Regions from separate parts of the Homo sapiens genome. Here all the other regions are linked to region 1. Evidence: chromatin loops called from intact Hi-C (ENCODE). Cell type or tissue: heart left ventricle. All regions are shown on one strand.

The links. Hi-C counts contacts between places; a loop is a spot of excess contacts. Peaks named below come from ENCODE experiments on the same cell type or tissue, not always from the same donor. Only the 100,000 strongest peaks of a DNase experiment are listed, where the experiment ranks them.
Region 2: a loop joins it to region 1, with 2.2 times the contacts of the local background. A loop is called at or near these places in 16 of 110 quality-filtered maps.
Region 3: a loop joins it to region 1, with 2.6 times the contacts of the local background. A loop is called at or near these places in 13 of 110 quality-filtered maps.

The regions. Positions count from the first base shown.
Region 1 is chr18:13,377,189-13,385,188 of GRCh38, reverse strand. The region is part of intron 2 of LDLRAD4 (low density lipoprotein receptor class A domain containing 4); the gene reads right to left. Among named protein-coding and RNA genes, the nearest start is that of LDLRAD4-AS1, 46 kb to the left of the region's middle. RefSeq lists enhancers at 3,056-3,680, 4,372-4,871, 4,872-5,373 and a silencer at 7,345-7,639. In heart left ventricle, no CTCF peak of the experiment used is centred here; DNase peaks (open chromatin) are centred at 3,148 and 5,089; H3K4me3 peaks cover 729 bases; H3K27ac peaks cover 4,631 bases.
Region 2 is chr18:13,516,309-13,524,308 of GRCh38, reverse strand. All of the region lies in intron 4 of LDLRAD4 (low density lipoprotein receptor class A domain containing 4), which reads right to left. Among named protein-coding and RNA genes, the nearest start is that of LDLRAD4-AS3, 49 kb to the right of the region's middle. In heart left ventricle, no CTCF peak of the experiment used is centred here; a DNase peak (open chromatin) is centred at 3,823; H3K27ac peaks cover 1,084 bases.
Region 3 is chr18:13,449,382-13,457,381 of GRCh38, reverse strand. The region is part of intron 4 of LDLRAD4 (low density lipoprotein receptor class A domain containing 4); the gene reads right to left. Among named protein-coding and RNA genes, the nearest start is that of MIR5190, 6.6 kb to the left of the region's middle. RefSeq lists enhancers at 1,141-1,786, 1,787-2,430. In heart left ventricle, no CTCF peak of the experiment used is centred here; a DNase peak (open chromatin) is centred at 3,410; H3K27ac peaks cover 4,366 bases.

The DNA of each region.
Region 1 (8,000 bases):
TCACACCCATTAGAATGGTCATTATCAAAGACAAAAGATGAGAAGTATTGGCAAGGATGTGGAGAAAAGGGAACCCGTGTACACTGTTGGTGAGAATGGAGACTGGTACAGCCATTTCGGAAAACAGTATGGAGGTTCCTCAAAAGACTAAAAATAGAATCACCATATGATCCAGCAATCCCACTGCTGAGTACATATCCAAGGAACTGAAATAGGTATGTCAAAAATATATCTACACTCCCGTGTTCATTTCGGCACTATTCACAATAACCAAGATACGGAAGCAACCTAAGTGTCCTTCAGTGGATGAACACATAAAGACAACATGGTATGCATACACAATGGAGTACTATACAACCTTTAAAAAGAAGAAAATTCTGTCATTTGCAACAACATGGATGAAACGGGAGGACATTATGCCAAATGAAATAAGCCAGGAATTGAAAGACAAATACTACATGATCTCACTTATGAAACGGATGGACATTAAGCCAAATGAAATAAGCCAGGAATTGAAAGACAAGTACTACATGATCTCACTTATAGGTGGAATCTGAAAGAGTCAATCTCACAGAAGGAGGGTAGAAAGGAGATTACCAGAGGCAGGAGGAAGAACGATGAAGAAAAGGGAAATGTTGATCAAACATACAAAATTTTCAGATGGACTGGAGGAATACGTTTTAGTGACGTACTGCATTGCATGGTGACCACAGTTAATAAAAAAAGTATCACATATTTCAAAATTGCTAAAATAATAGATTTTTAACATTCTTACCACAAAAAATGATAAGTTGGTGAGGTGATGGATATATTAATTCATTTGAATTGAATATTTCTACCATGCATACATATACCAAAACATTACATTGTACCCCACATATATGCAGTTATTATTTGTCAAAATGTCAATTAGAAAAATGAAGTTATCATACATCCCACATGTCAAAAGGCTATGGGAAAGACTGAGGCCAATGTGGATCAAAATAGAAGAAACAACCAACTTCCCAGTTTTCTTATGCTGGCTTAATCACCCCCACCAATCCTTAACTTTACATCTTCTAAAAGAGAGGTTGGACACAGGTGTGTAATAGCTCCCATGAGGTCTAAGCGTGGTCATGGCCAGGATTTTTAGGACAGTGATGTGTGCGGTTCCCAACAAAAGCAGGGTGAACACAGCTGTGTTACCGCATCAATGGATAACGTGCCTATTCCTATATACACTCTGAGTCTCCCCCAATGCAATTTTCAAGGTAAAATGCAATTATAAATGCTGTAAAAAGTCTTCTTTCTCACTGCTAGCAACAAAGATTAGCTACCCTTTCTAGGAATACGCAGCAGAGGTGCAAGCTTCGTTCTGCTCAGTGAAAGACTGTGACCACCCAGAAGGGGCCAGAACCCAGCGGCACTCAGTAAGTGTGTCAGGTGACCAACAGGCAGCGCAGGGTGGGTGATCAGGACCCAGAGAAAACTCTGAGGGCCAGCACAGTCAGCAGAAGCCTGCAGGCCCTGTTCTGGACAAGACGTGTGCTTTTAGTTTAGAAACCAACCAGCAATCAGCACAGCCATGCTGGGCATCTGTGGAGCAAACACGTGGAAGGGTAAAAGTTGGAGGAGCTGAACAAACGCTGCTTGCCGGCCGTCCCTCCAATCTTCTGCTCTCGTGAGCCTCCTGCTCATGAGCTGCCACTCAGCTTTCCAGTCTCAGCCCAAACAACCCTCCCTGGAGATGCTTCTTTGATGGCCCCCAGTCTAAGTCCAGACCCTGCTACACAACCCGCAGCACCTGGTCGGCTTCCCAAAACATCTGCAGTTGCGACTCCACACGGGTGTCCTGATTGCACCATGCCTGCCCGTCTCCCCCACAAGTGCCATGAGAGCAAAGGCAGTGGCCAGCAGATCCTCCAGTTCCCCTTGGCACCCAGCAGGTGCCCAGTAAATACGTATTTCCTGAGCGAACACATGAGTGAAGGAAGACACTTACGTGAAGCTTCCCTGAGTACTATACACAGCGCAGAGAAGGCTCAGCAAACACCTACACAATTAACCCAGCCCTAGCTGCGCCTGGCAAGGGGCATTTCCCAGGTGGAGGTGCTGCTCCTCAGCCTGCTTGGCTGGGACCCTCCGGGCTGGTTTTCCCACCACCCCACTAGAAGAGTTGAGATGATGATTACAAGTGGTGAGCCTGCTGCACTTACACTTCCCACAAAGTCCTATCCAGCAAAGGCCTTCAGAGGTCATTGACTTAAATGCCCTCAGGCTACAGAGAGAGAGCAAGCGCTGCCCCATGGAGGCGCAAGAACTGCGCCCAACACTGGCAGCAGGAGAGCAGGACTGACCCTGGGCCTCTTGCCCTGAAGGCACTGCTTCCCATGCTACTCCTGAGGCCCAGGAAGCTCCCTAAACCCAAGTAGCTTAAATCAAGAGAGAAGGAGAGGGGGGAATACAGGAAGAGGCAACTTACCCAGGACGCAAGGTCACAGTCAAGATCCCCCCCAAGGCAGCAAGCACATGGTCATCATTCTACACACACACGCACACACATGCACACACGCACACACACGCACACACACACGCACACACACATGGAGGTTCTATTTATACTGGGAAGATGGGCAGGACTAACCAGGAAATAAATTAATTCAATATTGCACTTGAAAAATGTCATTAAGTCCCTCCCATAACAGAGCAACAGTTACTAAGGAAATAGAGCACGTCAAATGGAAAAACACCCCCACAGGAAGGGACATTTTAAAAACATGAACACTCACAAACCTAACCAAGTAAGTTACAGGGTATGTCTGCCTTACCAGTTATTCACAAAAACTTATATGAAACGCAGTCCTCCTCAGAGTCATTCAGGAATACAAACTGAACTGTGTCCGTATTATATCTTTCATTAAAAGACACTGTAAAAACAGATACATGGGGTTCAGGAAATGTGAGGGTCACACAGGGGCACGGAGGCCAAAATCCAATGGAGAAGTGAAACAGCCTTTTTTCCAAAATCAAAGTAGCACTCAAAAAACCGTAGTGCATAAAGAATTGACGCTGCAGTTTCATTTTTTATTTCCTCCTGCTGTGGACAGACTGTTTCGCTGGCGGAATGTCGGTTACCTAGGTGACAGCTCCACAGCCATGGCGACTGCTCCAGGCCCCACAGACGCTCAGGGCCGAGCCCCGGCCTGTGGATGCCGATCCCTGGCCACTCTACCCACCAGAGAAGTTCCAGGGAGAAAGGAACGCTGCCAACCAAAGAGGTCATTCTAAACCTCGGCAAACTGGGGCTCTGCTGCAAAATTTAAAAAAAATAAAAATGACCATGTTTGAGAGCTGCACGGCACAGCTCACCTATGCATCATCTCACCCTATGTTCATTTAGGATCAAAGAGGCAAAGGGCTTGTCATGAGACAGATGGGAGAAAAAGTGGGGAAAAGACCCTTGAGAAGCTATTTCCAACTTGAGCTGGGACCAGGTGTCCCACCAAGGGAGATGTCACACGTCTCCATGTGAGTGCCTCAGAGCTCATGGATAGTGCAGACCTTGGCAACGGCCAGTCAGTCTCAAGATCTCCTAACAGTAAAGAAAAGGAGGTGCTACAAATAAAACACCTCTGCCTCCAGGCAGCCAGCCGTAGGCAGAGAGCCCCAGGTAGGGGACCCACTCTGCTTCTGGTACCCGTGGTGACTCCCGGCCCTGGCTCCCATCTCCTCTTTTATACAATGAGGAGGTGAAACTGGAGGTCCCTCCCATTCCAAAAAGTCCCCTATGGCCATGTCTCTGGCCGAGAGAGAGGGCAAATGGGCATAAAAAAGGATACAGTGGGCGGGCACGGTGCCTCACGCCTGTAACCCCAGTGCTTTGGGAGGCTGTGGCAGGAGGATTGCTTGAGCCCAGGTGTTTGAAACCCACCTAGCCAACATAGAAAGTCCCCATATCTACTAAAAATATAAAAATTAGCTGGGCATGGCTGTGCACACCTATACTGGGGAGGCTGAGGCAGGAGGACTGCTTGAGCCCATGAGTTCAAAGCTGCTGTGAGCTGTGACTGCACCACTGCACTCCAGCCTGGGCAACATAGCAAGACCCTGTCTCTTCAAAAAAAAAAAAAAAACTAAAGAGAAACAAAAGAAAGGGACACAGTGCAGAAGCACAGAAAATCCACATGGAAATGCAAATCTGAGAGCAAGTCAGAGAAACAGGCTGCCTATAGCCAGGGAAGACTGAGTTGGAGTGTGATGAATTTTTCATGCTACTTTTCATCTCTGTGATGTGGGGGGGCAAAATAACATGTAGCTTTTGTAACACAACCTCCAAGCCATCCTCACCCTGGGTAGCTCAGTGGGATCTGGTTACTTGTTCAGCATAATGTAGTTCAGGGTAGCGTAGTGCCTTGCTGTAGGTCACCAATTCAGGAAGCAAGTACAAAACCCAAAACATCGATTCAAAGACACACACAGGCTGCAAACAGGAAAAGCAATAATTATATTAGAACATTCTTTAAAATGTCACCTTGACAAATCCAACACTTGATAAATCCTGAGGCTATATTCAAACCAAGTTGGAGAGAGTTCCCCCTAAAATAAACAGGATAACTGTCCTTAATGCATTAGTAAGTCTATAATTATCGACTCATATGATCTAGCAGCAGAGGAAGCCGCAAGGAGTCATATATCCGACCCCTGTGCTTTGTGGAGGAGGCGATCCAGAGGCTCAGGGAGAGGGGACAGGTTGAAGATGAGTGTGGGAGGAATGCAAGCCAGGGCTGGAACCAGGTGTCTGGATCCTGGCCCAAGCTTCCAGTTCCACTGTCTACACACAGCGGCCACAGGAGACACTGGCTCAGGAGGGAGAGCCTGCAATGCTAGGAAGACAGCCGTGCACACCTGCACCAGCCGCTCGCTGGGAATCAGGGAATACTGGGAAGATCTCTGCTTTCCAGGGCCCGAACCAGGCCATTCCCACAGCACCCACATGCACAAGGGAATGGGAAAGGGTCAGGGCTTGGCCCAGGGGCAGATGATCCCTGAGCAGACGTGCATTCTGGTCTGAGCCCGGTCTGAGCACATCACAGACACCTCCACTGTGGCCACCAGCCAAGCAGCGGCAATGCCCCTCCCAACCCAGCCCCACCCCCGTAGAGGTTCTGCTCCCACTGTGGCCTGGCGTGAGGGCTCGGGCTGACGGGCAGGGGGCTGGCGGGCAGGGGGCTGGCGGGCAGGGGCAGGCCTCTGCAATCCTCCACACCCAGGGATCTCCCCCACTCCAGCTTTCTTCAGATAAAATCAGCTTAAAATGGGCATGACAGGCAAACAAGAAGGGGGTCAGACCATAGGCTAACAAGTGTGGGCAGGAAGGGAGGGGGAGCTGTCTCATTCTTTGGTGGGAATAGAAAAGAATATGAACCGACAAGCTGTTTGTACGAAACAATTTTCATCTCCCTTGCCAAGCCACTCCTTGCTGTCAGCTCACAGCAGGCTTCCCTGGGACACCTGTGCCGGCCCACAGTCTTCCCTGCTCTCTGGCCTGCAGGACGCCACCAAAGCTGCATCTCTTCATTCAGTATTTCAACAGCTATTTGTGGGGTCATTACTCTGGCAGGCACTATTTTAGGAGCTGGGGAGACAGCAGTGAGCAAAACAAACCAAGCTCCTGTCACCATGGGGCCCAGATCCTTGTGTCTCGTCTGCCTCTGCAGGTGTTTCTGGACAACGCTTCCTGATTATCCTTGGCATTGACCATGGGGACTAGAATACAGCAGGTACCCAATAAATGCTGACTGTACTGCACAGAATTCTAGCTGAGCCTCAGCTAGGTCACCTCCTTTTCAATCTATGGCCTCTGTCCTGCATCTGGGCACCACACACAAGTGGCTGCTGGCCTGGGGGTGCCCCATGGGGGACATCGTGGCTGGGAGTTTACTGCACAGGCAGTGCCCAGCCCCACACTGTTTCAAACATGCTCAAACAAGAGCCTTATACAAAGGGGCCAGAGGACAAAAGTCTGGGCTCTGGCCACATTGGGTTCACCTCATTCTAGGCTGTGTGTGACTTAGGCAGTTACTTAAAGCCCCTGAGCCTCAGTTTCCTTGGCTGTAAAATGGAAGCAATGATGGCACTGGCCTGATGGAGCCATTGTGTATCTAATGAGAAAACACAAACAAAACCCTAGATCTAATGAGGGCTGGAGAAGTTACCACCCCTCCCAAATTACTACAACCTGCCTCAGCAGATGGCCGATGAAATCGCGTCTCTAACACGGCTCAGCCCACCCTCTTCCAGTTCTGATCTGACCCAACTGATACAACGTCAGATTCATCTCCTAGTTCCTCTGCTAATTTGTCTTGATTTTTTTAAAAAGTTCCCAATAGATAAAAATCAAAGCTCAAATCATTCCATGCCAGCTAAAATTAACAACAGAGAGAAACAGGAGAAAGGATACAAAATTAGAGAAAGTGTGTGGGTGAGGTTTTTGGTATGAAATGTGGTAGAATAGTAGAAGAGGAAAAAAATGTCAAGAAAGAAACTTGCCTTTAAAAGGAAAAAGATAGAGGCTCTTGATATTTGATTGGCTTTTTTTCATGTTTTCATACTGAAATATAACATTTAAAAAGCAGCAATAGAAAGAAAAATAATAAATTTGACCAAGTTTTTACATCTCCTTCTCGGAAAATCATCACGCAGGGTCCTGTCTGCTGTTCTTCCGTCTCTTTTCTTGTGTGGTTTGTTCCCTTGGTAAAGTGCTGACCTTTTAAGTTCTTCACATGCACCTCTCAAGCTTCCACACAGCCCTGAGAACGAAAGATGGCACAGAGAGGGCAACAAACCACCCTTCTGACAAGTAGGGTGCTCCCATGCCCCTCTGCCGGGCGAGGCAGCCTGTGAACCTGCAACTGTCCCCAGGAGCAGCTGTCACAGAGTGCAGGGAACTCAGGGGAAGGCTGCCTGGTCCCTAACTAACGGGGCCACACCAGGACACGCAGCAAAACACCCTACACCTTAAGGCTCAGACAAACTGATCAGCGATATAACAGCCAATGTTCCCTACAGAAATGAACGATCAGAGTCATTTCAGTCGCCTGCGTTCACAAAGCCTCCTAAGCATTCCTTGTTCACCAAGCTCCAAACCAGCTCCACAAGTGCCTCTTAAATCAAACACACAGGGAACAGCTGAGCTTTCATGAAGCACTTCTGTCTCATTTGCTCACATTCATTATCTGAGGAATATATATTCCTTTAGGACAAAGAAAAACTGTCCACTTTATATAATTTTTCACAACTCGGTATCCAATTCAAGGTGAGTGGGGGTGGACAGAAATGCTCCAGTAAGACTTTTCTTAGATATTTCCAGGGGAGACTCTGTGTTGTCTGGGATGGGCCTGCGAGGCTCTGCCTATTGCTCCATGCAACTTAATGTAGGCTCAATGGCGGGTCACGCTCGCGAAGCTCTTGGGACTGGCCAGCAGTTTGTGCTCTGGCGGAATGATGACTCCTCACTGCCTGAGTATGTCCATTATGACAAAAGGTAGGGGAAGTCCCACTTTCCTCTGGAGAGAGGAAGCGGTTTCTATTGCCTGAAGAGGAGAAACAGATACAGGCCCATCTGATATCCTCTTAGAACTTAAACTTCGGTTCAACCACTCTGCTATTTCTCCCACTTAAGGGAACCAGAAGAAGAAATTATTTGCAGTTAATCGCGTGCCACCCTAGGAAAGTCATGGGTTGTACAACCACCTGGGAGAAGGCACGGGCACTCATCTAAGAGCTAAAAAAAGATAACCTCTAGACCAGCCTTTCCAAGAATGACTTGCAATTCAAGCAGCAAAACCATCATTGAGGCAGACCAAGTTATGGAAACAGACGTGACGCAGCCTAGTCAGTTCATGTTGGTGAAATAACTTAATCTGGCCACAGAAATCCAAGGAGATGCATATTTCAGCCGATGTCTGAAGGACAGAATGCAAAACAGTGCTGTCAGAGGATGGCTCTGGCGTTGATGTTAC
Region 2 (8,000 bases), 140 kb before region 1:
GATACAGTCAATATAACACATCAAAGTGAGGGTGCTGATCACGTGTGTTTTTTCAAAGTAAAGTGTAAAATAAAAACCAACCCAAGACCCTTTGGTTCTTCTCTATCATGCAGCAGGGCCCGGTCCTGATTCAGAAGGGGCTTCCCTGGTGCTCTGAGGCTCCTCTCAGTTACAAGGGAAGTCGGGGGTCCCGACCTGGAAGACCGAGGTGCTGACAGCTAAAGATGCCTTTGTGAAGAGAAGCTCTTCTGAGGCATCTGTGCCGAGGATCACGCTAGGACCCCTCTCCAGGGACAGAGTGAATGGTCCCCCTCCTGTGTCCAGGCCAAGGCAGAGAGAGGTTCACCAGCCAAGAAGCTCCTAACAAGGCAGGGAGGCTCATGGACTGTGGCCTGATCCTCACCCAGGAATGCTAGAGACCCAGAGAGATGGGCTGTCTCCTGCTGCAAAGGGTGGGGCTGGGACCACCTTAACCTTAGAGTCAGCCACAGCAAAAGGTTCGTGTCACCAGGGAGAGCCCACTGGGGTCGGTCCAAATCCTTCCCAAATGGCCCACCTGGAAAGGCAAAGGGGTCCCCATAGAAAAGGTCTGTGGCAGACATCATCCAGATACCAGGGGGAGTGGCCAGGGAGGCAACTGCATGGTACACAGCAAGGAAATGGGGAGACGCTCTGGCCAGTGGCTCTGAAGAGCCCAGGAGACTACGTTCCACCACAGCCCAGCAGACTTCAACAATCCAGAAGCTCAGAACAATACTGAGCCGTCAGCCTGGGTCAGGCTCTCCTGAGGCTGGGATCAAGGCGGGCTGCACTCTCATCCCAGGCCTGGGGTCCTCTTCAGCATTCGCCTGTACCGTCAGCAGAATTCAGTCCCTTGCTATTGCAGGGCTGGGGTCACTGTTTCCTTGCCATGTGGCCCACTCCCCTCCCAACAGTGTGGCTCATTTCTTCATGGCCAGCAGGAGGGTGTCTGAGACTGCTGCATGTCCCCCCTAAAGACTCACCTGATTAGACCAGGCCCACCCAGGACAATCTCCATTCTCATGAATTGATCGGGGATGTCAATTACATCTACCAAATCCCTTCACCTAGGTCACTGAATTTGCCCTAATGTGAGGATACCCATCTGACCCCACCCAGGAAAGGAGACCACCCAGGGTGTGCACATCTTGGGGTGGGGGTCTTGGGGATGGTCTCAGAGTCTGCCTCGCACACAGTGGGGGCACCAAGAGGAGACTGCTGTGGACACTGGGACCTCCACGGGCACAGGCTATCTAGAATGTTGCCGGGGGCACAGCGTTCCTGCTCCTGGGCAGCTGGATCTGGGCTAAAGGACAGAGCCGGGAAGGTGGGGATGTGAGGCTGGAATGACAGGTGGGAGCATCCACTCTCAGCACCTCGTAAATGCATCAAACGCACCTTTACAAACTTCGTACATACATTTAAGATAACACTATCAAATATTTGCAAAAAGCTGACAATGAATTTCTGACTAAAATCCCCCCCCAAGCCCCAAAACACCCTAGGATTTACTGCTGGGTTTTTAAGTGTTAGGTTCATTTAAAAGAGTAGAAAACACATTCGGCTTAGATAAAAAAGACAGAGCTAAACATTCCAGATATGGCTTTTGTGTCTGATGCCATATCATTCTAGTCCTTTTTTTGTAGCATGTAAGCTTCTACCTGGATGACACAGGACAAAGACTGTTGAGGATTTCAAGCAGGTGCCATGTTCCAGGACATGAAGCCCAGCAAGTCAGTCACATCTCTGAAAACAGATCACATTTGCAGTTTAAACAAACAAACAACCCCTTAGGACCACTCAGTGCAGATACGAGATATGCAGACTAGCCCTTCCAAGGACCTGCAGGGGAAAGATATGTAAAAGGCATGCTCTTAAGCAACATTATACGATGAGGGTACAGTGCAATGCTACACAAATATTAAAAAAACAAAAAACAAAAAAAGGTCTGTTGTAGGAGATTTTCTAGAATCATGTATAATGTTCCACTTTCAAGGGTCTGCCTGGATAGCAGGAGGAGAGGTCCTTTGGTTCTAGAAAACAGCAAGGCTACAGGCTAATAGAGAATTATGCAGCTTGTCCAGAGAGCAAGAAGTCAGCCTGGCCAGCCACTGCTAAAAAGCAAGGCAATGGAATGCCACAGCATTTATCACCTTAAACAAAAGAAACAGATGGGAAATATTTTCCAGTTTTCAAAATACTGCTTTAGGGGAAAAAAATGATAAAAACAAACATGTTCAACAAGTAGCATTTGTTAACTAAGAGCTTCACGTGAATTACTTCACCATAACCCTGCAAAGTAAGCACTAGTGTCCTTAGCCCACCTGCAGACAGGAGACCAGGGCACTGCATGTTCAGCCACTTGCCATGGAGACAAAACCAAGTCTTGGAGCTGATTACTCACCAGCCTTAGAGAAAACAGAGACGGCTACTAGATTTCAAATTACAGTGCCAGTAATGTCTATTACTCTTTGTATAATTTCCTTATTTTTCCATATATCTCATTCTCATCTTACAAGAGTGCCCATATTTAAGATAATTTTTGTATGCCAAAACAGAGCAGGTCACCAACATGGCTGAGAGAAAGCTCAGATGACTCCTCGTCACGTGCTCATGGAACAGACCCCGTGACAACTTCAGTTTCCAAATCAAATGCAGCAACTGCTCCCTTCTTCCTCCTCACGCCACTCATATCACAAAAGAGAGCAATGACAGAGGATGACTGTCATCTTGTGGGTTTGTACCACCTCCCAAGTTATTCCACTGGCAATCCATCCAGCACAGGTACTCAGAGAGGACATTAATAAGGCAATCTGTCATACTTTCAACTCTCCTGGTTTGTTTTGCTCTATCCCATCTCTAATGAGAGCAAGTGCAAAAGCTCCTAATGACTCCAGATCTTCCACAACAGGCTGATTTTTACACCTGTAGCAAATCACAAAATAGTCTAATCATGTAAATATGCTTAACAAGAAGGTAATTAATCTTCTCAACCAAATTTTGCAAACAAATATTCATGGTTAAGACACAGAACAATTCCCAAGTGTTCAGGTCCTCATAGCTTGCAAAGCCAGGCTGCACGAGTGCCAGCGATCAAGAGTCGGTTGGGTCAGCCTCTCCCAAACTGCCCTTCATGGGACATATGTGTTCTGCAAGCTGCTAATGGGTCTTTTTCTAAAAACAAAAAGGACTCCAAGGCTACAACAGTAGGGAGACTGACTCATTAAGCAAAGTCTAACGGGCTTTCTGACTCTGCAAGGCATTCACTAGGCTACCTCCAATGGCGAGTCTTCAGGAAGACGAATTCCAGTGGCCTGTCCAAGAGGTGCCGAGGGTGGGGATGTATTCTCCAACAGCAACATCCCTTGCATTCTCTGACAAAGACTTTCCTGTCCTGTCTTCTTAATCTCAAGTGAATGTGAGGGCTTTTTTTTTTTCAGACAGTCTCGCTCTGATGCCCAGGCTGAAGTGCAGTGGCACAATCAGGGCTCACTGCAGCCCCTAACTCTCAGGCTCAGGTGATCCTCCTGCCTCAGCCTCCTGAGTAGGTAGGACCACAGACACCTGCCACCATGCCCAGCTAATTTTTTAATTTTTAGTAGAGACGAGGTCTCCCTATGTTGCCCAGGCTTGTCTTGAACTCCTGGGCTCAAGAGACCCTCCCATCTTGGCCTCCCAAAGTGCTGGAATGATAGGTGTGAGACACTGTTCCCAGCCTGCGGGTATTTTTAAGTTGTTCCCTCTGAGTCTCCCATCCTAAAGAACAGCTGCCCCGAGCACTTCCTATGTGGACATTCCAGGCAGCTGGGCCGTGTACACGATGTCCTCCCGCTCTGTCTGAATATGTCACTTCCTTTGTCAAGAGACATCTATTAATATCTCAGCAAACAGAGCACTAAAGATATGTAAAGTACAATTTAGGAAGAATCACCCTAGAGTCTAGGGTGATGGTTATTCTATACCCCACTGCTACTATTCAAGGTTCTCCCTCCTCTCGATCAGAGGATGCCAACAGGGCCAACTTTCAGGGGAAGCTGAAGACAGGCTTTAGCAGACTTGGGAAGCTGCCTCCAACTAAACGGTGAAAATTCGACTCATCCCCATGAATTCTTCTGAAGAATTACCAGCAACATTTCATTGCCCAATCCCCTAACAAGTGTGTGATAAAAAAGAACTGGCAAATTATAGGGTCTATAGAGGATTCTTATGGTTGAGAAAATTCCTTGTTCTCAAGGGCACACACAGGTCTACCCTCTTTTTCATGTGTATTCATTACCTAAATGCACCTGTAGCTAGTGCATATTTTACGTAGCAAATTCCAAGTATGTTTTAAACTTTAAGCTTTTGTACTTAACAGCATAGACTTGAGGCAACAGGACTTAGTTATAAAATATCCTCAGAAAATTTGAAGCTCATGAAAATGAAAAATCAATATGAGCTGGTAAACCAGCACTTTTTGGGTATTTACCTGAGATAACATGAGGTATGGTGGAAAATTTCATTTCCACTTTTTTGTTTTTTAGAGACACAGTCTCCTTCTGTCACCCAGGCTGGAAGTGCAGTGGTGTGACTTCGGCTCACTGCAACCTCCACCTCCTGGGTTTAAGCAATTCTCCTGCCTTGGCCTCCCGAGTAGCTGAGACTACAGGTGCATGCCACCACACCCTGATAATTTTTTTGCATTTTTTTAATAGGGCCGGGGTTTCACCATGTTGCCCAGGCTGGTCTCGAACTCCTGAGCTTAGGCAATCTGCCCGCCTCGGCCTTCCAAAATGCTAGGATTACAGGCATGAGTCACTGCGCCTGGCCCATTTCTGCTAACCTTTGGAAGTTGTCAAGTCTTTTTAGAAAAGGTAAGCATCCCCTTGAGGAAATCAATGAAAGAAGGGAAACCCAAGGCAGACAGGGAAAGAGCTGACCCCAGCTCCCCGGCTCCCTCCGGAACACCAGGGAGAGCCACGTAGGTTGATGCCACATGTTTCTGGAACTAGAAGGATGGTGAGTGAGTTTCATGTCTGGCAACAGTGAGTGAGATCCCCAGAGGAACCGTCTGCTGGAAACAACTAAAGTGCTGGATAAAGTAATCTTTAAAATGACAGTAAGAAAAAGTAAGCAATACTTGGAGCCCATGAGCTAAGGAAAGCAGGAACTTAGAGAGTTCATTCAGCACTCAAGGTTTCCACTTCGAAAGTATTTGCCAAAGCAATGAATTTGAGCTTCCATTTTAATGCACTCTTGCAGCTAGCAGACGGGAGACAAAGCCTAGGGCATTTCCACTGCGGGGCTCCCACAACGAACACTGCTGCTGAAGAAAGCTGAGTCTTCACAAAATTATATCCTCCGTAGAATGGTGAACTAGGAATAAATTCATCCCCGAGACCCTTCCTACCCTAGCGGCCTGCAAGGAAAATGACTAGTCTTGAAAGGATGGGAACAACTATCTCCACCCATGAGAATGTGTAACCATAAGTCTGCCCATAAGGAGGTTTATAAACTAAAATCATACTCTCTGGGTGAGTCAAAAACACCGAAGCCAGTAATAGAAAATAGTCAAAGCTGGGGATGTTTCCAAGACATCTGGTGGGTATAAATTCATGGACCCCCTGGAGAAACCCACCTTCAACCTAGGCCAAGAGTTTCCATAGATGTACTTCTAAGAATTATAAGCTCACTTTTAAAAAACGAAAATCACAAAACAAACAAGAAACAAAGCACCATGAGTGAGATCCAGCATAAACACGGGAAGTTTAATGAGACTTGCAAAGACTTCAGATGTGGGAAATACCAGATAGAGTGGGTAAAATTAAGTATGTTTAATAGCTTAAAAAGAAAAGAAGACATTGGGAACTTTGTATAAGGAGAAAGACGACTTTTTAAAATGACAATCCCATTTGAAAAGAACAGATACAGCTTCTGGAATGAAGAATATAATACAAGAAACACAAACCTACTGGATGGGTCTAGTAACACGAGACACAGCTGAGGAGTGAACTAATGACTGTAGGAAGTTACCCAGGATGTAAAAGCAGAAAGATGGGAAATACAGAAGAGAGAGAAGGAGTGCAGAGGACAGAGTGGGAAGCTCTAACCCACAACTCATCACAAGAGGAGGATAATGAGACCAAGACGGAGGCAATGTTTGAGGAGATCTTGAAAATCTGCGAGTTTTCCAGAACTGCTGAAAGACACCAATCCACAGACTAGGAATCTCACAAAATAACAAACAGGACAAAAAGAAAAGAAAAGAAAGTCATGGCCGGGCGCGGTGGCTCACGCCTATAATCCCAGCACTTTGGGAGGCCGAGGCGGGCAGATCACAAGGTCAGGAGATCGAGACCATCCTAACACAGCGAAACCCCATCTCTACCAAAAATATAAAAAATTAGCCAGGCGTGGTGGCGGGCGCCTGTAGTCCCAGCTACTAGGGAGGCTGAGGCAGGAGAATGGCATGAGCCCGGGAGGCAGAGCTTGCAGTGAGCTGAGATCGCACCACTGCACTCCAGCCTGGGCGACAGAGCGAGACTCCATCTCAAAAACAAACAAAAAAAAAGAAAGTCATGTCCAGACATATTATAAGAACAGTATGTCATATAAAGACCTAGAGGTAGCTAGAGCGAAATATTCTCCCACCTGTGGGGCTTCAACAACTGCAAACTGCACTCCTTCCAGGAACCCCACGTGTGCCTCCAGGACCACACTGCTTGTGTGGAAGCCAGGCATCCACGGGCCGCCCTCCCTGAACACAGTGACTGACTGCATCTTACAGATGGCCACCAGAGACATTCAGACATCTAAGGAAGCCTCACCAGCAGACTTCATAACCCATGGGCAACCAGGAAGCTCTTTCCAAAACGGAGCTACCTCTGGTTCCTCGGGACCTTGTGGAGGGAAAACCACATCATTACTCATGTGTATCGTGCAGGCAGTTGTCCCACATGGGGAGTCATCCAGTTAGAGAAAGAAGATGTGTCTGTGTAAGGGAAGTGGAAGATGACAGGAACATTCTTCTGCTGGAACTGGGTAGTGGGGACATAAGCATCCACTGGAATTGATGATTCTTAATACCTCACACATAGGTTATACATATTTGCTTATATCAACTCAATATTTAATAAGCCATTTTTAAAAGAGATGCCAGGCCAGGTGCAGTGGCTCACATCTGTAATCCTGGCACTTTGGGAGGCCAAGGCGGGAGGATCGCTTGAGTCCAGGAGTTCAAGGCCAACCTAGGCAACACAGCCAGACTCTGTCTCTGCAGAAAAATCAAACAATTAGCCGGGTGTGGCAGCATGTGCCTGTAGTCCCAGATATTCGAGAAGCTGAGGCGGAAAGATCACTTGAGGTTAGGAGTTCGAGGCTGCAGTGATCTAGGATTGTGCCACTGCACTCCAGCCTGGGGAACAGAGCAAGACCCTGTCTCAAAATAAATAAAGGAACAAAATGAAATGAAGGGATGCCAGCTGCCTAAGGAACACAGGCTGATATAAGGCCACTCTCCTTCAAAGAAGGTGCCGTCAGGAAGCATCGTGAAAGGCTTCTTCTCCAAATGAATCGCCATTATCCAGGGTAACAAACCTAAACACCTTTATATGACCTTATACAGAATTTATAAAACTTTTTAGGATTGAAATACACTGATGCTCTCAGACACTGATCCCTGAATCAAAAATAGTGTCCACTTGAAGTGCCGCTCTGTTGGTTTTTAGAAATAAACGAAATTTCAAATGCCACCCTAGCAATAAAGAGCCACACGATGTACACACATTTGTGAAGGAGGGCGCTACCAGAGTCCTCAGGTCTCTCCACAGCACACCCTCCCCGACGGCCTCAGAGGCACAGGTGTCCCCTGGATCTGTACTGTGCCACCAAGGTGACATCTGAACAAATACAGGTGTGTGTTGGCTGCACAGGGCTAGAACTTCCTGTAAGGCACGAGGGCTCCTCTAGGACACCCGGAAGAGATCGTTCATGGCTTCACT
Region 3 (8,000 bases), 72 kb before region 1:
AGAGGCTCTTGGAGGGGGGTGCCCAGGGAGGGCACAGGACTCCACATCTTCCCCATGCCCTGCCCCACGCAGCCCTTCATCTGTGTCCTTTGCAATATCCTTGGAGCAAACTGGTAAATGTAAACATGTGTTTCCCTGAGTTCTGTGAGCACCCCCCAGCAAATTAATCAAACATAGCAAGGGGGTTGTGAGAACCCCAACCTGAAGCCAGTCGGTCAGAAATTCCTGAGGCCTGGACTTGCAACTGGAGTCTGAGGGGCAGCCTTGGGGACTGACCCCCCGGCCTGTGGAGCTGACACTACAGCAGGTGTCCACTGCTGGGCTGTGGGGAAGCCCCACACACTAGGCCACAGAAGTGTTCTTCTATGTGGATGACTGTTCTCTGCTCTCACACCAGAGGAAAAACACAGGGTGAGGGTTTTCCCCAGGCAGACAGAAATCCTGGGAGCTGAGAAAGGAGGTGAAGGAGGAGTGGAAGGAATTTTGGATAGCACTGTAAGCCACAGAATCTAGAAAAAACCACATATCCCAAGAAAAATGGGTGGCATTGTTCTGCTGACCTATGATTTACTGAGCCTGAAGCTGGGGCTCAAACCCGCACTGATAGCATACATTGGTTCATGTCTGCAAATATAATAGTTTCCCATTTCTATTTATATAAAATACCCTTTTAAAAAGCAAACTTATTATGAATACATGTGTATCTGATGGATTTGTGTGTATATGTGCATGCACATGGACCCTGCACTGGACATTCAGGGACCAAAAATAAACAAAACACAGACCCTCCCTTGGAGGGATTTACTCATAATCTAGTAAGAGAGAAGTCATTAAACACATAATTAAAATCCAACATGATGTGGGTTAGAGGAATCCAGGGGCAATACAGGAGCATCATAGAAAGAGAAAGAAAGGAAAGGCAACTGGCCACTGAGGCGTGGAGAGGGCCTGGATAGCGTGACGCACGCCCTTCACCAGAGCTGCCCAGGGAAACCCTGGCAAGGTGCACAGGGAGCAGGAGGGAAGGCGAGAGAGGGCACCCCGGTCAGGAAGGGGCACCCCCGTGTAGATGTGGCACGCTCAGGAAGGCAGGCAGACGGCGGGGGGACCATGCTAACACTCAGGCTCCCACTTTCAGGCAAAACGTGTACATGCTCCTCGTTCCCCACCACAGCCAGTCATTTTGGTAATTATTTATTCACACCTCAAACCACAGCACCTGACACCTGGAACTCTGCCCTGTTTCCTGCCTAGGAGTCCGTGACAAGATGTCCCTTAGTTCTTGGAAGATGTGTTCCTGCCACAGCAGTGACACATTCACTTCTCCTCCATATGCTGGGAGCCAAGCAAGGACACGTTTCCTAACAATGCAGACAGCGCGGGACATGGCGGGCGCTCCTGCCAGAAGTCCCGGCAGGACTTCTACATGGAATTCAGGGCAACCAGACTTCGGAAGCTGGGGCTCTGAGTAAAACAGACTAATAAACAGGCTTGTATTTTAAATGTTTGCTTTCTTCATAATCTTAAAAATATACAACTGCAATTTATCATCCATTTATCTTAGCACCACCAAGAGTTGCTCAATTGTATGTTAGATCACCAGAAATGGCACCCGGTGTGGGGCTGAATGCAGCTGAAGGGGAGGTTGCCAAGCCCCCGGATATCTTCCCTGGGGCTGTGTGGAAGGAGGAAGCCAGATGCACAGCTCTGCCCCAGCCACGGGGAGGACATGACTTGGCCCCCTCTCCACCTTCTGCCTGTATCTCAAGTGATCCGGCCCAGCTCATCAGAGGGAATGACGACCCACCCTCAGAGCCGTCCAGGCTGTGGGGGGATGCTGAGCTGCTCCTAGTGTCTCCTCTACCTGCTCAGCAGGAGCAGGTGCCCCTGCAGCCTCCAGCCTCTTCTCACCATGGCTACCCAAGGGCATCTCATGACCTTTACGGGCCTCATAGATGTCACATCAAACCCAGGAAAAAGCACCACATCCCACTTGAGACAATGAATTGCAGGTGACTATTTGACAAGCCATCACGTTTTGTCAACATTTAATTAAATGTGTGCATTTTAATTTGGCAGTTTTCGCTGCCTATCTTGGAAGCAGAATTTTTTTCAGGTCTGCAATATTTGCATAAGCCCCCAAAAAGCCTGGAAACCCCAGGCCTCCTGCCTAAGTGCCCACTGGGTAAAATGACCTGTCTGCCAGCCCAGCCTGAGGAACATCCCTGGTCCTGGTGCCAGGACACCTGGTGCCTCTCCCAGGCAGCACCTATGCCCCCTCCCCAGCCCCCAGCTCCTGCACATACAGGTGTCCAGCATCCACCAGCTTCGCCTCCCTTGGAGGGACACCCTTTGGACTGCCTAGCTCAGTGACATGTTTGCAGGGTTGTGATCATCCACTCAACAAACGCGGACTGAGCACCCACCAGGGCGCATGCCCTGCTCCCGCCGCAGGTGATCCAGCACTGTGCGCAGCCAAGTGGGATGCCTGATGAATGAACACATCAGGACCAAGGCTGCTGCTGAGGGCTTGGAGTGGTCTGATCTCCAAAGGCAACATGACATCCCACACATCCCCATTCATCAGGGACTGTCACAGCAACACAGTGCCTCTCTGCCCTCCAGCACCTTCTGGACCAGGCCAGCCCCTTTCCCAGCTCATCTGTGCCTGTGCCCAGACCTGTGGCTCAGGTGGATGGCCATCCCGGGCCAGGCATGTCCTGCTGCTACCCTCTCTGCAGAGACAGGCATCCTTCAGCGTGGACAAAGCCACCCACCTGTAAGCAGATAGCCTCTGGCTGCCTTGTCTACTCACTGAGTGTATGTTTCATCCGATGGATTTCCCCAAAGTAAGAGCACGAAAATAAGGAGTGAGGTGCCTGGCTAGTAATAAGGGCAAAGATGATGAAGAGAATGGAGTCATTTCCCAGGCCGACCCAGGAAGCAAATGGAAGACAGCACTGCAAGCCAGACACTCAAAATTCCATATTATTCACAACTTAATATAATGCACTTAAATCATCCCTTTAAATGTGGTATACTGGAATTCTTTCACAAATTTAGACAATGCATTTGGAACCCCTTTCTAGTGCTCAGAAACTCCAACTAGATAAACATTAACCACAAACAGGATAAAATCCAATTTATTTTCATCAAACGACTGCACCCTGTTATCATTGCTAACATTCCCTCCACGTGAACACTGAGTCTGCTTGCGCATCTAACAGTCAGACAAAAAGGGGTCTTATATCATCGCAGAGCCAGAAAGACAGCACACCTTATAAAGGAGGCAGGATGCCCCTTTTGGAGAACACCCCGGCAATAAACAAAACCACCATGAGAAGCTGGGTGTGCACGGCGCAGCCTCCGGCTCTGTCCCCGCAGTCGGCGGCAGCGCCGGAATGAACATCTGCAGTGTGAACACGGCGCCCATTAGCTCCCGCAGCCTGTTAGCATATTTTAATGCTGTGATCACAGCTTTCTATTTCCATCAAGGCGCCACGAGGTGCTAGACTCTGGATCACACATTGCGTCATTATTGTCCCCACTGAACAGATTACACAGCAGTACTGGGGACGGGGCTGGGAGGTAATGAGGGGCAACAGAGGGAAGGGCAGGTGGAGCACCGGGCGCCCTGCAGAGGATGGGTGGGCACTGCTCAGAGCTGGGGCTCTCATCTCAGCGGGGGCTCAAAGACATCGCATGCCCTGATCAACGTCTCTCTCAGACACCTGAAAATAATAACACTATTTACAAAGAAACACCTCTCTTGGCTAAATGTTCCATCTAATATTTATCTCATTAAAGTTAATAACAGAGGTCAAGTCACCATTTCAGAATGCTTTTTTTTTGCGTCACAAGTGACTCCAGGGATCAAACCTGCCTTCCTTGCCGGCAGCTGCGAAAAACCAGGCTTGAGGTGTTAATAAACCAAGGTCACTACGGAGTAGCGGAGCTGCTGACTCTTGATTTTAACTCATTCCTGTGATACAAAAAGTGCACAAATCCATTGTCATGTATGACACAAACAAGTTTCAGGGCTGGGCCTCCAAGAAAAACATCATGAAGGGTCCTGCTCCTTTCGAACCTCACACCCCAAGTTCACACACAGCAGGACACCAGTTCACGGGCCTCCTCATTTCCAAAACGCGAGCACGTGCACGCAACCACAGGCACACCAGGAGCAATGCAAAACAAAGTCCACCATCATCTGTTTTCAAAGGGCAAGATACCGGGGTCCTGCTTCTTTTAAAACGATGACTGTCCCTGTGATTCCTGCATTTCATTTGCACATGATGCAAATCCCGTGACCTCACGCTCGCTCATGTGCACCCCTGCGGTGCTCCCCATGCTGAGCAGAGCACAAGCCCATCTCTGTGCCCTTTCTCTCCCTGGTCATTTGCACTTGGAAAGCAGCATTCCATGTAGCATCCCCCGTGGTCCCCCTCACTTGCCCCAGGACGTTGCCTCTGGCCTTCCTGGAGGTTCTCGCTGGGGGTCACCCCTCAGGCTGAGGCTGGACTCATTGCCACTGACCTCCTTAATCCTAAGGAGGGGTCCGATGAGTTCTTATCACATATGGTTGTTCTAACAATTAAATGAGATGACTCAAGTAAAGCACTTAGCAATTAGTAAACACGCGACCTGGTGGAATTGTGGAGAGAAGTTCATACACGCAGAAAGCTCTTTTGAACACTGCAGAGCATGACCAAGATGCTGACTGTCAGGACTGCAGATCCCTCCTATGTCGGTATTTTTCCAACTCCCCAGCCCCAGGCTGACTCATAGCAGCAGCTCTGCCCAGGAGCAAGGACTCCCGCCTTCCTCCTTTCCAGCTTCAGAAGAGTCTCCTCCTGTGCACTGGAGTTCTTCCGTCCACATCTCCACTCTCTAGGCTCGATCCTACCCTCGCAGAGACTTGCTCACAGGGGTCCTCCTCTCTCTCTAGTGCACCCACCACCTTTGCTGAGCTATCCCTCTGCCAGGAGATAGCCCCAGACTCCTCCTCGCCCCCCTCCACGGCACCCAGTCTGCACCCGCTGCATCCTCCAAGCGCTGCAAGGAGGGTGGCCAGGAGCCGCCGCTGCCACCGTGAACCCCAAAACTGGGGACACCACACTGGGACCCTGCTGTGCCGGGCACACTCTGACTTCCCTCCCTATTCATCTCCTGCTGTGGCTTTCATGTGGATTCCTCCAAACCCTTTTTTACATAATCCCAAAGGCACAGCTACTGGGGACCTGCCCCTCTGACAGCCTTCCTAGCTAGGCCCAGTCCCTACTCTCAGGGGCACACGCCACGTTCACCATAGGCTGCCTACTCTGCAAGGGAGGGTCCTTCCGGGTGATTTCCTCCTGCCACCCTGACACTGCCTAACCTGACAAGTTGGTGTGAGGACAGGGTCTAGTGGAAGGAGAACTGTCCTAAGAAATGGGAAGCACTGCTAGGCTCTGAAAGTTTTTGTACTCTCTCCCCACCCCCAAAGTCATATGTTGAAATCCTAACCCCTGAGTGACAAGCTTAGGAGGTGAGACCTTTGGGAGGCATTCAGTCATGAAGGCAGAGCCCTCAGGATTGGGATTCATGCCCATGGGAAAGAGACCTCAGAGTGCTTCCTTCCCCTTCTGCCATGTAAGCACATAGCCAGAAGGCACGGTCTGTGAGCCTGGATGCAAGCCCTCGCCAGACACTGAGTCCGGCAGCACCTTGATCCTGGACTTCCCAGCCTCCAGACATGTAAGATGCACATTTTGATTGTTTATAAGCCATCCCATCTGTATTAGGCCATCTCTTGCATTGCTATAAAGGAATATCTGAGATTGGGTAATTTATAAAGAAAAGAGGCTTAATTGGCTCTGGGTTCTGCAGGCTACATAAGGAGGCATAGTGTTGACATCTGCTTCCAGGGAGCCTCAGGGAGCTTCCACTCATCATGCAAGGTAAAAGGGGACTGGTATCTCACACTGGGAAGCAGAAGCAAGGAGTGAGGGGGGAGGTGCCGTACACCTGAACAACCAGACCTTGTGAGAACTCACTCACTACCTCAAGGACAGCACCAAGCCACAAGGAATCCGTCCCCATGACCCAAACACCTCCCGCCTGGCCCCACCTCCAGCACTGGGGCTTACATCTCAACATGAGATTTGGAGGGGACAAATAGCCAAACCATATCACAGTCTATGGTATTTGGTAATAGTAGCCCAGACAGACTAGAAACATACATATTAGGACTTCTGCCAAAGACTATTTTTGTGACCTTGAAGTGGTCACGTAATCTCAGGCTTCAGTTTCCTTTCCTGAGTGCAGAACTAAACTAAGCCATCTCTAAGGACCTTCCGGCTATACAACAGCTTTGTGTCGTAGCCTCTCTTGCTCAAAAACCTTCAATGACTTCCTTCATGAAAGAGAATGAAAGCGATCTGGCCTGACATCCCTGGCTTTCTAGAATCTGACCCCACCTACCTTTCTAGTGGTGCTCCTCAAAGTCAGCCCTCCCCTCCCCGCAAGCTTCCATGACAAGCCTATGTGGCATCCCTGCCCAGGCGTCTCCCCACGACACTCCCCCTGAAGAGCAGGGGTTCTCCAGACCCTGCCAGCCCATGATGGTGGCCTCCCTGAGCACCCAGGCTTAGTAAGATGTTCCTTCTGTCCTGCATACTGGCACTGCAGATACGTGCCACAACTTTGTGGGCCTTCTCAAGGACACCACTTAGCACTGGACAGAACAAAGCTGGGAGGCAAAGCCTCCGTCTCACACACACTGCACCCTCCCATGTCACCTAGCCCCTGCAGCCCTGCACCTGCCCATAGAGCCCAGCCCATGCCTCTCACGCATTCAATACTCAGAAAAATACCTTCCATGAAGTATCCCAGAGATGGGATGTTTTGTATTACTCAGCATATAATTTTCCACAAGTGACTACCCCAAACATGTTTTCTCTATAACACCCTCCAGCCCCCTGTCCAGACATAATCTTTCAACAACTATTTCTCCTTCAACAACTTATGAAAACTAATCAGTCTTGGGATCTTGTGTGTTTTTTTGGGGGGGGGGGTGGGGGGAGAGAAGCTAACTGCACTGGCCCCAGGTCCTGTCATTTCCAGTTAACGTCTCCTAACATGAGAGCAGACACTGAACCAGAAGGGTGAGAGGAGGCAGCAGCCGCTGATCTAGAGGCCTCATGGGGCTTCAGTGGGAGGCACGGGTAGGCCTGGAAGGGCAGGGTCTCTGCCAGCCTTTTAAGGTCAGATTGGCATTTAAAATTCTGGGTTCATGCCAACCCCTCTCACCAAGGAAGAAACAATACTCAACACTTCTATCTCCAAAGCCTATGCAAATGGAAGAGCGAACTCTCTCGGTAATGTGTTCCTTTGGCTGTCCTTCCACAAAAAGTCACGTGAAGTCAAGACACGGGCTTACATCCCGTGATGGAAGGTCCATCATTTTGCTTGATTGGCTCAGCCACCACCCCGGCCCCATGACAGAGAGAGCGGTTGGGCCTGAACCCACCACCTGCCCAAACCCAGACAGGGAGAACAGCTGGCATGCAAGGGCCTGCGGCGGTACACCCTACCTGGAACCATAGCTGACCTTCCCCCAAGATCTAAGGGTAAAAGGCCTGAAGTGTAGCTCAAGTTCCTTTTTCTCTGAATTTTTAGAATAAAGCAAATAACAGATGCCCAACACCCTCCACTAACAATGAAGAGATAGATAAGGATGAAGGAGATAGCGCCATGGCAGAGCCATCCACAGCAGACAGCCTGGCTCAGGGGCCCTCTCCGGAACAGGTGCACGCCCGCAGGAAGACAGGGGCCTTTCTCAAGGAGGCAGGGCAATCTGAGATTCTCCTCTCCCAAGCACACGTATGAGCCTGGGGGTCACCCCACTGAGCCACCAGTCTCTGAAATGGGGAGATGCACTTTATGGTCCCAAGATTTTAAGTGTCACTTAGCACAAGGCTCCCCTTCCAGGCCTCATGGCTGGCAGGAGAAGTGCTGAT